Linked DNA regions of Homo sapiens: region 2 is linked to region 1. Evidence: chromatin loops called from intact Hi-C (ENCODE). Cell type or tissue: mammary epithelial cell. All regions are shown on one strand.

Region 1 (8,000 bases):
CTGCCTCAGCCTCCTGAGTAGCTGGGACTACAGGTGCACACCACCATGCCCGGCTAATGTTTGTATTTTTAGTAGAGATGGGATTTCACCATGTTGGCCAGGTTGGTCTTGAACTCCTGACCTCGTGATCTGCCCACCTCGGCCTCCCAAGGTGCTGGGATTACAGGCATGAACCACTGCACCCGGCCTAATAATGATTTGTATTAGGTGTTTTCAAACCCTGAAATAAGATTTAATAAAGAATTATTCTTTATTTGATAATGTATTGCTTTATTCCAATGAAAATAGACAACTTTTATTTCATGCAGTATGGTAGATATTGCATCATATGGAATCTGACATAGTAGCCTATCCCTGAATAAACCTCTTCACTCTGTGCTGGCGGGTTATCTTACATGTATGCCAATTTTCCTAAAAAACATAATCCTATATACTATGGATTAAAAACATTATCCTATACATTACATAATGTTATGTAATCATAATGCCACGAATATTTTAATCTGGCCAGTGTGACCTGTCTCCTCAAAGTTTTAAAAACCTCTGTCTTACAAACACCATGTCCAAAATTTATGCCTATAATAAATTTAACAGTGTTACTTTTACACTTACTGATGAAGATACTGATTGTTCATGTTTTAGTCTTAGATTCTTAAAGAAATGAAGAAGGAGGAAATTAGCATCATAAAACTATAATCAATTCTGCAAAATATAAAATGCATGAATGTATAAGTACTGTATTAACGGAATAAGAGTTTTCCAGTGCTTCTTGCATATACTTAATGGATTTTATATTATTTGTAACATTCACAGTTACTTTCAGGAGCATGATTCACATTTTTACATTTTTTCAGAGCATCATTTCACTGTGTTTTATAGAATATGCTTGTATCCGTGTGTGTTTTCTGTGCCTGTGTATGTATCTATGTGTGTCTGTATGCTTGTTTTTCTGGGTGATGTTTGTGTGTCTTGGTGTATATTTGTATATTAGAATTACATACACTAGATACCAGAAAACGATGTGTATGCTCAATTACTAAAATTAAAACACACACACAAATTTGATGCCCCAAAATAAAAATAATTCTCAAAAATAAATTCTAAAATTCTGAAAAATAAAAATCTTTGTATTCTGATTCCTTTGTAAAAAATGTTTCCACATTAGCCATTTTTCTCTTTTCCGTCGCTTTTGTGTGTTTCTTGGCAGTTGTTTAATTTTCTCAAAATACGTCGAATGGTAATTTCCTCCGAGATATTTGGAAAGAGAACATCAAATATAGATACTTTGTGAATACCACCATCTTATGCAATTATGCTTTTCTTTCTCCTTCAACTTGAACATTGTGTGGCAAATGAGTCCCTGAACACTAATGGGATTTGCACTATGCTTGATACCCCAGAGCATTGCTTTTAGAATTGACAGTATGTAGGAAATGAAGCAAATACTCATTGTGAAGCAAACTATACAATTAAAGGGAAAAGTAGCAGCTGGGAAATGCAAAGATTTTATATGAAAATCATAGCAAACATTGCTTAACTTTATGGAACAAGATTTGCAATGGATTTGTTATCTGCTGTGGAGGATTCAGTGGAAAAACACAATTGCTAAGACTCACAGGGAACTTGCATTTTTTCAGTACTTTTCTCTTATGGGTTGAAACAGCACCTCAATTATGACAAATAAGTAGAAAAAAATGTATTCATTTGGAAAAATATATGTATTATAACTTGTTAATGTACACTCTAAAAACTCAAAGCTGTTTATTAGAATTTAAGCAAAGCATTACATATTATTTTAAAATTTGATATATTCAAACTGTTTATTGTTAAAAAAGTGTTTAATAGGAATATTTACTTAACATCAATTGAATATATGTAATACATATATACACACATATATTCATATATATGGCTATGTATACATTATTGCAAATATAGCATACCTCTATCTCAGAGTTCTCACAAAATATTTCATATGAATGTTGCTGTAAGTACTTATATTTTCTAATACAAATTGCTTTTCTTTTATTTGGAAATATAACATAAAACAAGATTCCATATTGATCGAATAAAGCTCATTTTTTCTTCTTCTTTTCTTCTTTTTTTTTTTTTGGACAAACCTCATGATAGTAATAATACCTTGATTCTAAAACAAACTTCTTTAGATTTGAATATTTCTGAAACTTGAATTTGCAATAAATTTTTTATAAAAAACAAAATTATTGGCACTTCTCTTTTATCCTTTCATTATAAAATAATAGCATAATAAAACCAGTACTGGTAGTTTATTTTCTTAAGAAAAACATGGTAAAATAATAAAAACATTTTTTTCTTTCCTTTTTTTTTTTTTTTTTTTTCTGAGATGGACTCTTGCTCTTTCACCCAGGCTGGAGTGCAGTGGCGCAATCTCAGCTCACTGCAACCTCTGCCTCCGAAATTCAAGAGATTATCCAGCCTCAGCCTCCCAAATAGCTGGGATTATAGGCATGCGCTGCCGCGCCAGGTGAATTTTTTTGTATTTTTAGTAGAGACGGGGTTTCACCATGTTGGTCAGGCTGGTCTCCAACTCCTGACCTCAAATGATCCACAGGCGCCTGCCTCCCAAAGTGCTGGGATTACAGGCAAGAGCCACCTCATCCAGCCAATAACAACATATTTGAAAACACTTTCATATCCATTATCTTTAATTATCTTAAATTATCTTTAATTATTTCATTTAGCAGATTGTCCCTGAATATTTAATATATAATCTGCACCAAGTATAACGATAAATTTGGCAGAGATCTAGCTTTTATGAAACTCTGAAACCAGTGGCAAAAATATTTAAAATAACTGTTTAATATAATACAATGTTATAATCCAATATAATTTGTGGCTCAATCTATACCACACAAAAATGATCAGAAAATGATTTTTGGAGAAGAAAACAGTTTAGTCCTCAGAGATGACTACATATTAGTAGCTTAGGGATTGACATATTGATATTACAAAGATAAATAATATTGATCCAATAGTTTACTTGAAATTTGGCAAGAGAGCAGATTTTAAGTGTTCTCACCGCACACACACAAAAAACGGTCACTATGGGTAGTGATGGATGTGTTAACTTGACTGAGGTAATCAGTATACCACATACACTTTTTAAATCATCACGTTGTCCACCTTGAATACATACAATTTATTTGATTTTTAATTGAAAAATAAAATTGCATATATTGATGGTGTACAACATGGTGCTTTGTTCTATTTGTACATTGTAGAATGAGTAAATCCAGCTAATTAGCATATATATTGCCGAACATATTTATTTATTTTTGGTAAGACAACTTAAAATCTACTCTCTTAGCAATTTTCAAGTACACAATATATTGTTATTAACTGTAGTCACTGTGATGCCTAAAATAATTATTTTAAAAAGTCTTGGAAATGAGAAAGATTACTCAAACAAAGCAGTTTGGGACAACTGAAGTTAAAGTAAGGGGAAAAGATAATACTAGAAAAGAAAGAAGGAAATAGAGCATCGAGAGTGTTGCATGTTCTGACAAAGTGCTTGGACCTGACTCTTCGGACAACTGGGAACTGCAAAGCTTTTCGCTTCATCCAAATAAAAAATTTTACTGGATCTTGCCCCTCAGATAATTTTTCAGTCCTATCTCATATCCTTTCATGGGAAAAGACAGGCAATGATTTCAGTCTCATAAGGCCTTCCATTTCTGAAATCTATTTTCTTCCTTTTTTTTTCTCAAAAACTAGCCAATTCTTGTATGTGCTCACCTTGTAATACCCAATAATACTAGACACTATTATTTCCATTTTTTTAAAAATCACCGCTATCTAGGGGCTTTAGTTTTACCAGTTTTTTTTTTTGTATTTTAAAGTTTCTAACATGAATCTCCAGTTTTTCAAACTCCAATTTCATTTTTCTGTCTCTTATCTCCAATCTCCCATACGCTATATTATATGTTTTAGGGTTTGGTATATGAATGAACCCAATTATATGTTGATAAATATTCAACAAATAGCTATCTAAAAAATCAAAAAGCATTTGATTGTTTCTTTGGTATAAATATTCCCACCATGGGTGATTTGGTGCTGCCAGTTTTCTGTCTATGAATGAAGAGCTGGGGTTTCCAGAACCGGCAACACAAAGCCCAATCAAAGACACTACTTTCTGTATGAGTTAAGGTAATGATAACAAAAGTTTCGATTCCTCATCCTGATTATATTGGTAGATTGAAAATGGTCCTACTTTTTTCATGCCCTTTAAAATATAACTTGACTATAACTTTGTTCTTTCTCCCATGAAAAGGGAGTTTATTTCTCAGTTTCTTGAATTTGAACTGTCCCTGTGATTTGCTTAGCCCTCTGGAAGTTACTCTGTGTTGTAGAAGTTACTCTGTGTCAGTTCTGGTTCTGAGCCTAGGTCTCAAGAGTCTTTGCATGCTTCCATCCTCTATTTTACTCCTCTGCCTTCACCTTGAGAGCAAGCCCAGACAGGCCAGATGAGAGATGTTAGAGACAGGAGAAGAGCTGAGTCATCAGCTAAGAATAAGCAGGAACAGCCAGTTTCCAGCAAGGTCACCACCCAGAAGCCATAGCAAGCCCTGCTGGGTCCAGCCACACTCGACTCACGTGAACACAACCACACAACCATTCCACAAATGATTGAAAATTACTAATAGTGATTGTTCTAAACCAATAAATTCAAAAGTGGTATTTTATGCAGGAATTGTTCCAGTATAAATTGCCACCAATTCCAACTATGATATTCATAAATCACACTACATTGATCCCAATCTGAAGTTTAAACCTTTTCTCACTTGCTTTGTCTGCACACTCATGCACACACACACACACAAACACACACACATAACTGTTATGTAGCAAACAAAATAACTTGCACTATGTCTCTATTCAGTGGTTGAAAAAGAATACATTTTAGGGAATTTTTGAGGAAAGTCAGAAAACAATGATCAGACTAACATCTTATGAGGTACCTGCATTCTTATAACTTTCCATAATTTAATTAGCTTGATTTAATTATTTCTTCAAAGAGTTTTTTTTAAGATTTCTGATGTGTCACTTTTTTGGTTATTAAAAGTTTATAGAAGCTTTGTTTTTAGGATTCATTTTGGAATAAAGTGTTTTATTATTAATACTTTCACTGACAAGTGCATGAAAAGTTTAATTTCTTTTGATAAATTGTAACTCTGAATTGGATTTTCAGAGTTGTCACAGTAGTAACATAAATTGAGATGTTTAATATTGTTTCTTGGCCAGGCCTGGTGGCTCACGCCTGTAATCCCAGCACTTTGGGAGGCCGAGGTGGGCGGATGACGAGGTCAGGAGATCGAAACCATCCTGGCTAACACGGTGAAACCCCATCTTTACCAAAAAATAGAAAAAATTAGCCGGGCGTGGTGGCAGGCGCCTGTAGTCCCAGCTACTCGGCAGGCTGAGACAGGATAATGGCTTGAACCCAGGAGGGGGAGATTGCATTGAGCCGAGATCGCACCACTGTACTCCAGCCTGGGCGACAGAGTGAGACTCTGTCTCAAAAATAAATAAATAAATAAATAAAATAAAATAATAATAATATTGTTTCTTTTAATTTTCTGCTTGTATAGATTCTATAAAATTATATAGCCACAAGTGATACAGTGATATTCACTAACATCAGCTGTGATTAAGGTTATTGTTCATGTCAACCTAAAAGGAAGAAGCTGAAGCAAAATTAATATAAAGAGTTTATTTGGGCCAAGGTTGAGGACTGCAGCCTGGTTGCCTTGGAGAATGTTCCAAAGAAAAAGGAAGAAGATAGAGTTTTTAAGTAAAAAAAAAAAAAAAAGAATCAGGAGGGGCGATTACAAAAGCAAAAGTTGTTTTTCAGGAATATCCGCTGGTTTACAAAAATAACATTGGCTAGTGATTGACTATACATTGCTGAACTCTATGGTGTACGGCATTTTATGGCTTCTTGATACTAGTTTGTCTAGAGAGCCTGGATAGCAAGTGCCTTCAAGAGGTAATTATTTAGCTCAAAGGGGAGTGAGACATGACTGCTGTTACATTTTAAATGCCTTTCTGGGCCTGACAATTTAAAGCAGCTCACATTCCTCAGATAAAAAATTGTGGTCTTTTTTCTTTCTCATTAATTTAAACGATATTTATTGAGCACTTACCATATTTAAGACATTACATTCACCTGATGCTAGAGATGAAGTGGTAAGCAGATTTGTTTCCTGTTTTTGCAAAGATTAATGATGACTAAGAACTAAACACACACAATAATCAAATATTCATTCTAAAAAATAGTTTTAAAAATTGGAATATAAAAGCTATAGGGAAAATTTGTGCTCCAATTCGAAACTATGTATTGTTTAAAGCACATTCTTAGTTGTCTGATTCTGTTTCTGTGAGGGCTCTGGGCTTTCATTGCCTTTGAGCTATTTTACGATTCCGTAAATTGGAGATGACTGATAGCAAAGACTATAATTCTGGTCTATAGATATGCAAATAAATTCTGTGCAGTGGAGAAATTATTCTTTTCTCCCCATGCCTCTGCTCCAGCTCCCGACCCTGATGAAAAAGCCAAGTTTGCAGCCAGCCATTTGCAAATTGATTTTAGTAAAGTCGAGCTACAAAAGTCTCTGCTTTTTTGACATGTGCTCATCTCATGTCTGCATAAGGTTTGTGAATTTAACTTTTTTGAAAGTGCCTTTTAACAAAGCAGATTTCAAAGTAGCTGGACTTACGCGGTTGTTGGTGGTGTCGGGGCAGTTAAGGCAGGATTCCCTGAGAATATGTTATTTTATCCAAAATATAAAGGTTTAGTAGGTGCTAATTAATGTCAGAGTGAAACAGCACTGGACACTTGTAAAAGACAGAAAGACAGGTTTTATTTTGAGTACTGCAGTGATGGAGAGATTCTAGTACAAACTGAGCTCAACTCCCACTGAGACAAAAGTAACTAGGTTTTTAAAGGGAGAACAGAGAGAAAACAGAAAAGATCTGTGGGAAAGTAAAAGAGGGAACAAAAAGAACTAGGGAACTATGGGGGAAGCAAATGGGGCAGAGTGAGGAGGAAATAGAAAATTACAGAAGGGGAGTAAGTGGAAAGTTACAGAAAATGGATTGAGACAAAATACATTTTGTGGTTCAGCAGCATTGCTCTTTCCTGAGCAAAGACTCTGCATGGGGGTTGGGGTTGTCTTTAGTGGCACAAGCTAGTTAGGTGGAAGCCAAGCTAAAGTCACCCTCTTACCACAATGTTGGGGAAGTCATTTGTGCCACATGAGACTTCACAGTTCAGATTAAGCACATTTATGGTGGATGGTTTCCTAGAAAGAAGGAATCAAATCTGTAAGGGCTCTGTGGTTGGGAGACCATATATATTTAAGAAAATAAAGTAAGGTGAGCTTGGCCACAGCAAGGAAAATTATGGCATGATTAGTGAGGATGCAGGAGTCATACCATGGAGGGCTCTGTAGCCCATGTTACAGGTTTTATTCTAATAATGTAAAATTAAGTTCTAGTGCTTCATCTATGAAGAACTAAAAGTTATTAAACAGGTTAGGTTGAGTTCATATTTCTGTTTTTAAAAAATCAAGCAAATACAATCTATAAAAGGGAGTGTTTGAAAGGGGTTAGAGTGGGCAAAACAAGATCAAGTAGAACTCTGTTGTAATTATCTAGGGAAAAATATAGGTGTACTTTGACTAAAAGTCAAGATCATAAAATTGTGGGAATCTCTAAAATATTTAAGAGGTAAAACCAATAGCCTTTGGCGATAGCTTGAATTTGGAAAAGATAAGGAATAAAAGTATTCCTGCATGAACAGCTGGTGTGACAGTTGTGTTTGTTTGTTCATTTGTTTTTGAAGCTCAGGAAAAATAGAAAGAACACATTTTAGAAAGTGAAGATCATGAATTCATTCTTAAACATTTTGAGGTACCATGCATGGCATGTAGATATGGCAATAGGAAATTGCGTAACTTTGT
Region 2 (8,000 bases), 150 kb before region 1:
AAATTGTAAAATTAATATTTTAATATTAAAAAATTTTCCCTCTCAGCTTCTTGTTTGTGAAAATGGCTATGATTGTACAAACCCAGCTCTAGTTTTGCCAATAACTGTGTGATCTAAAGCCACACATTCAGTTTTTCTTGTTTCTATTTCTAAACCTGTGAGAATGACATTTCAGTTGAAAGGACCTTAGAGTCATTCTGTAGAATTTTGAAATGCTTATTCTTGTTTTATTAAAGATTGCATATGGTTCAACATTTTACAACATGGTCGGAATCCATCTATGTATACGTTGAATGGTGCTTGTCAACCAAAGAGGCTAACTTTAAATGATAGATATAAACATTATGAGCTGAGTTACTGTCTGTTGAGGTTACCTTTTTCAGGTCTATTGCATATGATGGATGGAAGAGAATTTAGAGTGAGCCTTTATGATGCAATCAGAATTTACCATGACAGTAGAGGTAGCTGAAATCCTCTCTCCCTCCCAGAGGCCTGACTTTTATTTCCCAACTTTACCCCATCTCTTGCCAGAGGGACTAGAGTAGTTGGCAAGGCAAATCTTGATCACACTAGGCATAAGTCATTGAGTCGGGATCTGACTGGGACCTCTTCCAGCTACCCTTTCAGTCCACAGCTTACATATAAGCAGGTAACCTAGGTGAGGCCACCATAAGTGAGACATGGATTGCTCCCTAATATTGGATATAAATTTCCTGATAAATGAGGATCAGAATGGAGTTGGTGTGAACACGTGGTGAACTAAGAGAAGAAGATGGAATTGGTGAGGAGATAAAGGTCAGCCTGCTTTTCATTTGAGCTATTTCAAATGGTTTTGTGTGCTACCCTTGGTTTAAAAATCTAAGGTTTCAGAGAGAGATGCCACTCCCAAGTGTGGCAAGTCACACTCCGTAAGTCAATAAAAATAACCTCCCTGACTCAGGCCACCTCAATTCTACCAAATTCAGTGCCAACATATGATGGTATGACAAAGAATCAAGTGGTATTTGAGGTTTAAAAAATTCTGCTATGCAAGCTACTTAGGGAGGAGTATGTTGAGATTCAGTATGGAATGGGTTCAAATTCAAGTTGTATGATAGTTTATATTATGGGAACTGAAAGCCACTTAGTATGCCAAGCACTGGAATGATACATAATATATAGGAAAAAATACATATTATGAGAAAACAAATACAAAAAATGTTTCCCCATCTTTGAATTACTTGATGATAAAATTAATTCATAAAACTCCACAAATTTATTCTAATTTATAATATAAAATGATAATCTCACGGGCATTTAAAATTCTGCCCAAACTTGAACAGAAGAAAAAGAAATTCACTAACCAAGGATAAAATATTTATTTTAGACTAAAGACATGTAAAAAATTCTACAGCTTATTCAAGTTTCAATCCAGTTGGCTTCAAATTATATCATAAATTATTTATTATTTTGTACAAAGAAAAACAAGTTCTATATCTTTTCTTTTTTTTGTAACACCACCTTGGTTCTCTCATATTGTATTTTACCAGATGACTCACTGTAAGAAGAGGTACCTTGCCAATGTGTATGCTTTGATAGGTTATCAGGGTCATTTGAATACATTCTTTTGACTGTCAGTTTTTAAATAAGGATTTGACTCTATTTATATGTATAATTATTATCTGCACTCATTCTTTTAAAATATACTTTGGTCTTAGGATTTTTTTTGGAAACATTTCATTTGTTTTTCAAACATTAAGAAATATTCTCCAGTACAATTAGGAGTTTGATGTTATTAGTAACCATAAGCTAATTTTTAAAAAATATCTTAAAATTATTTTCCTAGTGAGGCTATTACTGTTCAGGGTAATTCACTTAACACAATGTCACATTACCATTTTCACAGAGATTTTTTTTTTGTTTGTCCACATGATAATTGTTTATGGAGTATCTACCTGGTGCCATCTGCTCCAGAAATATCTGTGGAACCAACAGGAATGAAAATAAGTTCATCAGGAACACAATGTACAACATTTTTCTGAGTTGATTTGAATTTATCTTTAACTAGAGGGATCCTATGTCTGCATTTGCCCTGATGTCCTGACATAATTATGAACAACATCCCCTTTCACTCAAAAATGTCTCAGATTTTGATTTTATACATATATATATATAAATATATATATATATCTCCTTTTATTAAATAAGTATGTAACAAGCCTAGGAATCACTGAATACTAGCAAATAATATCCAGAAAGGTAGCAAATACTACCTTTTCTGGGGAAAAGGTAGATGTAAACCTTCAACGTTCAAATGTAAATGGTCTCTATATTTTGAATCATAATATATCTGAATTATTTTCTTAACTTTTGAGAAATAGAAACTATATGCCATGATAATTAAAAAGCCAGGATTATCCCTGTATTTCATTAAGTGAATATGATACATATGCAAAGATTGAAAAATTGCACAAATATTGAAGGATGCAAATTACCTCCATACCTCTATGGCAGTATTGATTACATATTCCCTGTTGTGTCTGCACATAAATTCCCTTGACATCAACCACCAACCAATTCAATATAAAAGAAAATAACTTGATTTATTGGTGAAGGTAAGAAATTGTATTATAATAAATTAGGCAGTCTTTATAAATAGGTCTTTCGATCTAGAACAGCCTCCTCATTTAATTATAAAGATGAACAGAGATATATATCGTGCATGATAAATCTAAACTTCTGAATACAGTGGAGTGAATTACTTGAGGATGTTGTTTGGAGCTTTGAATTAGAAAACTGTAAGGTGGATTTATGCTAAAATACACAGGCAGTTATTAAATGCATATTTCCTATGTTCAGCAAAAGCCTTTTTTACCCCAAAATAAAGGCATATATTAAGCAATGTCTTTGACATATAGGCAACGTATATGGGAAAATCTGTAATTCTGTGCATAATATTTGTAGATCAGGGCATGTGTAGCACCAACATTTCATTTTCAGCTTTCTGTAACCACTTCATTTTAAACAGTAGTAATTCAATGCTTCCCATGTCTGCTGTAGTGACCCTCATTGAATTTTCTCATTACCTTCCCAATGCTAATATCTTTTCATTTCACACGTTTCTGGATGGTTCTATGACTTTCTCTACAGATGTTTTTTTCCTGTCTTTTTGGTTCCTTCATAGTCTCCCATTTGCCTTTCCTCTGCAAAACTGGGTACCTCCCAGTGCACAGTGACCATCCCTTTCTCTCACTTTCCTTTCCATCTCTGGCTTTAAAATCTACTCCTCTTCCACAAGTTTTCTCTAGTTTTAAAACAGATAAAACTAGTCCATATAGATTAGAGTTATACATTAAAATGGTTAAGCTATAAAGAAGAACAAAGTAACCATAATGATAAAAGTGAAGATAAAAGTTACTTTGCAGAGGTAAGCAGTAAAAGGGCAGTTTCTGGGGGGAAAGTATGTTCTTTATCAGAGTTAGATAACCTGGTGTTTGATTCACAACCATTCATTCAAGTTCACTTATAATCAAGGTTGCCAGACACAATGCAGTATACCCAGATAAATGTGAATTTCAGATAAATAAGAAATATATCTATATCTGTATATAGGTATGTATGTGTATATATAACATAAATATGTCACAAGGAATAATATAATAATATTTGGAACATATGCATGTATGCTTAGCACAATATTTGCCTGTGTGTATCTCAAATATTATATGGGACACACTTAATACCTTATGTGTATGTGTGTGTGTATGTGTGTGTGTGTGTGTGTGTTGCAGATGGTCTCCAACCAACAATAGTTTGACTTAAGATTTTTTGACTTAACAAGGATGTGAAAGCAATATGCATTCAGTAGAAACCATATTTTGAATTCTGATTCAAAATTCTTTATATCTTTATTATAAAATACGTTTTGTGTTAGATAAGTTTGGCAAACTGTAGGCTAATGTGTTCTGAGCACATTTAAGGTAGGCTAGGCTAAGCTATAATGTTTACTAAATTATGTGTATCAAATGCATTTTTGATTTAAGATATTTTCAACTTCAAATGGGTTTATAAGAATGTAAGCTTACTGTAGGTTGAGAAGCATGTGTGTGTGTGTGTGTGTGTGTGTGCTGTTATTGATCTCAAATTCACGTTTAATTGAGAATCCTGCCATTTATTTTTGTTTGCTAAATATAACAACCTTAAATGTCAATCGAATGTACCTCCCTGATTATTATGAAGTAAAGAATGTTAAAAATATTAATGGGCATCATTATCACCATCATAAAGCCTAGAATATCAGCTGAGCAGGAAAAGAGCAGTCTATAGAGCTGAAGTAAATAATACTCAGCCTAGTAACACAGCCTATAACAAATTTGATGTGAGGGAACTATTTCTATTTAGTAACAGTTTAATTTCATCAAATAGAAACAGTTGAAAATATTGATAAATGGCCAAAGCAAAGTTCCCAAGACACATTTCTATCACATCTTCTAATGTTTGCAGCATTATTGGAAATAAAGACAAATCCACCATATTTAGCAAGAGCTATCCTAAGGCACATGTCCAGTTGGACACTCAGTTTATTATTTCATGTCTTTGAAATACTGAAGTAGAGTATTTTTATAGTAGAAATATCATTACCTGTGATGCGAGAAATCACATTATGGTACAAGCTCTTCCACTTGCCATCTGTGTGATCTTATCTTTTGATCTTGGTTATTTAGATACTCTTTCCTGAGTCTCAGATTCCTCATTCTCATTTATGCCTAGTGTTCCATTATTGGAACATTAAGCTTGTGGAAGTTATTTATGTCCTACTGCTCAAGGTTATCGCCAAAGTCTGATTTTTCACACACAAAAAATTGCAACCTCAGGCATAAATGGGTTAAAAATAGAGTAAAGCCACAGCTCTGCTGTGAGAATTAAATAAATAAGTTATATAAAGAACATTCATAAATCAAAAAATTCCTATGAAACAAGTTGTGTACAAATAATGAAACATTATTTTGTCCCTGAATGGGAAAATGCAATTATTAATGCATGATAATATAATTTTAAAGGATAATTGACAAAAGAGATCAACATTAAAATATTTCTGCTTTGATTTTCTACAAAGCATCAAAATTTAAAGGGTTTAACGTTAAGGCTCCTTCTTCCAATATTCCAGAAACTTAAAACATCTTTAGTGTATCTACCTAGAAGGATTAAATATCTATAGAGAGACCAGCTCACTACATTATTTTTTGAGTTAAAATTTCATATTATTTTTTCATCATGTGTTTATCTCACTTTAATCACTAAATGGTTTTACTGAAATATGAGCCAAGAAACCTACATCTTAGCAAACTGAGAGTATTGTGGTTTTCTATAGAAGATCAGCAATTCGCAATGTCTCCTGGGGTAATCATCTTTTACATTATTTGAGGCATTACAGTACCTTGCGGTGTTATTCAGAGAGCACAGAGTGAGTTGTGCTGCAATGCCAGCCTAACTCTGGAATGTGGTTAATGACGAATGGGAAAATGGGAAATTGCTGTTGTAAAATCTCTAAGAATTTCCTTCCTGTTTTCTTAATTCTTCATCCTTTTTCCATTCTTCCTCAGCAATTGTGGTACTTTTTATCACCCTGAGGCGCAGCAAAAAAGAGCCCTTGATCATTTCAGAAGAGGATGTACGGGAGAACGTGGTCACCTATGATGATGAAGGAGGCGGAGAGGAAGACACAGAGGCCTTTGACATCACAGCCTTGAGGAATCCTTCTGCTGCTGAGGAGCTCAAGTACCGGAGGGATATCAGACCTGAAGTGAAGCTCACTCCCAGACACCAGACATCATCCACCCTGGAAAGCATAGATGTTCAGGAATTTATTAAGCAAAGACTGGCAGAAGCAGACCTAGACCCTAGCGTTCCCCCTTATGACTCTCTTCAGACTTATGCCTATGAGGGTCAGAGATCAGAAGCTGGGTCTATCAGCTCGCTGGATTCAGCAACGACACAATCAGACCAGGATTATCACTACCTTGGAGACTGGGGACCCGAGTTTAAAAAGTTAGCTGAACTCTATGGAGAAATAGAATCTGAAAGAACAACTTAGGGGGTCAGTTCTTGCAACCTTGTGGAATTTGCTTCCTGAGTAAGTGGATATACAACCTCAGCAATGACAAGGAAGAAGTGTGGAAACAGTACTTGGAACTGAGGAAGCTGGACACAGCTCCTGTAGAAACAAGTGCCCTTTTCATGATCGAAACTGGGTTATTTAATTGGAAGAAAGTAAAAAAAAAAAAAAAAAGACAATACAAAGAAAAAGTTATTGTTCCTTGTGTATATTTTCAATTGCTCAATAAAGTCTGTGGTACTGTTTATTAAGAATACCTGAATTAAGCCAAACAATGATATTTGTTTCAATATATTGTGATTTATTTTTTTCAAAAGCAAAACTAAACAGAAAGGCTCAAGATCACTGGTGGTTATGACTTATAGGGGTGGTAACACTAATACAGGAAACTTGTGAAGGTAATCACAACCTCTTTTATCACTTTTCTGGGTGAAACCTTGAGAACCACACTCTGTTATTATAACAGATCTCATTAGCCTTGTCTTGTGTTTATATTACATGAGGTATTTCCACTCTATCATGGACTTGTATGTACCATTTCCCTTTGCCCTCCCCAGTTCTTTTCTCCATACAAAACTGATGGAGCATGGGGATTTGCTGCCTGCACTATAATGTATGCAACTTCAGTGCACCAGTTGTGTGCTGTACTGAGCACGAGACTATTGTCTCTATCCCGTACACCCCCTTTTATTTTAATGGGATACTCCTATTTTTAAATGGACAGAAAGAATAGTTTAAGGTATGTTATGAAAATCTGATATGTCAGGGAATAATTTAATTTTAAAAATAGCCACACACCTTATCTTCTACCAAATGTTGGGGAACTTTTTTTTTCCTTTTTTCCACTTGTTTTATTATATTTAAATCAGCAATTTTGGTCATTTCTCTATTTAAAATTAATTGTCAAATATTTTGCTGGCTGGTTTGTACTTCAGTCTAATTCACTTATTTTCAACACGAGCAGTAATTAAAAATAAGTACCTCACACAATAACAATGTAGTCTGAAAGACTATCCTCCAATGAACGTAAATGTCATAGAATCATAGTTGACTTACATTTATTCCTTACACAGTTTCAGATTTTTTCCATCTCACTGATAATTAGTTTGGTATCAACAGGAAAATGTGTAGGACTAGGAGCAAAAAAGGAGATTCACAGTTATTATCCTCAGATATGTTTCCGAAAGTCTCTGTGTTCAGGGTCCAAACCACAAAGTAGAGATGGCAATGACTTCCCTGCCCACCTCACAGGGTTGTTGTGAGGATTAAATGAGCATCTGTAAAATGCTTTGCCAACTGCAAAGTATTCAATTGCATAAAAGCTTGCAGACGCTTATCTAATTTTCTAGTTTCATTAGCTTATAAATATATATTTACATGCATCTGGCATAAAATATTATCACAGGAGAATTTCATGAAATCTTCAACAGTGAAGCTACTGTTTAAATATATGTACACAATTCCAATTATTTTAATATTTTCATAAGCTAATTTCTGAGAATTTGGGTGGGGCTTTTTTTTTCAAATTGTTTTAGATAATGTTTTGTTGTTGTTGCTATTGGCCTTGAAGTAAGAATTCATACCATAATGGTCCTATTTTCTAAAACTGGCCACATCTATATATTTCAGAAATATTGAAATTCTTAAATACATGAAATAGGAATTAGTTGACACCGGAGTTTTTCCTTTGCTCTTTAAATTTATCATTATCAGTGTCCCCAAAAGTTATATGACATTTTCTGTCTGTTTCTACCCATGTGCAAAATTTTGGATTTTACCTCTGTTTGCAATTGCCCTGTGCTATCATATTATAATTTGAGGTATGGGAAGTAAGTAAGCTTAATTTGAATAATTCTCAATTTGTGTTTTAAGCCTGAGGAATAAAATGTAATTTAAGCTTTTTACG

What was found. Peaks named below come from ENCODE experiments on the same cell type or tissue, not always from the same donor. Only the 100,000 strongest peaks of a DNase experiment are listed, where the experiment ranks them.
Region 2: a loop joins it to region 1, with 2.3 times the contacts of the local background. A loop is called at or near these places in 1 of 110 quality-filtered maps.

The regions. Positions count from the first base shown.
Region 1 is chr5:19,319,453-19,327,452 of GRCh38, reverse strand. No RefSeq gene overlaps it. Among named protein-coding and RNA genes, the nearest start is that of LINC02100, 580 kb to the right of the region's middle. In mammary epithelial cell, no CTCF peak of the experiment used is centred here; a DNase peak (open chromatin) is centred at 4,512; H3K27ac peaks cover 798 bases.
Region 2 is chr5:19,471,299-19,479,298 of GRCh38, reverse strand. It overlaps CDH18 (cadherin 18), which reads left to right. Exons shown (of 13, transcript NM_004934.5): 13 at 5,583-8,000. The coding sequence ends at 6,073. Among named protein-coding and RNA genes, the nearest start is that of CDH18, 510 kb to the left of the region's middle. In mammary epithelial cell, no CTCF peak of the experiment used is centred here; no DNase peak of the experiment used is centred here.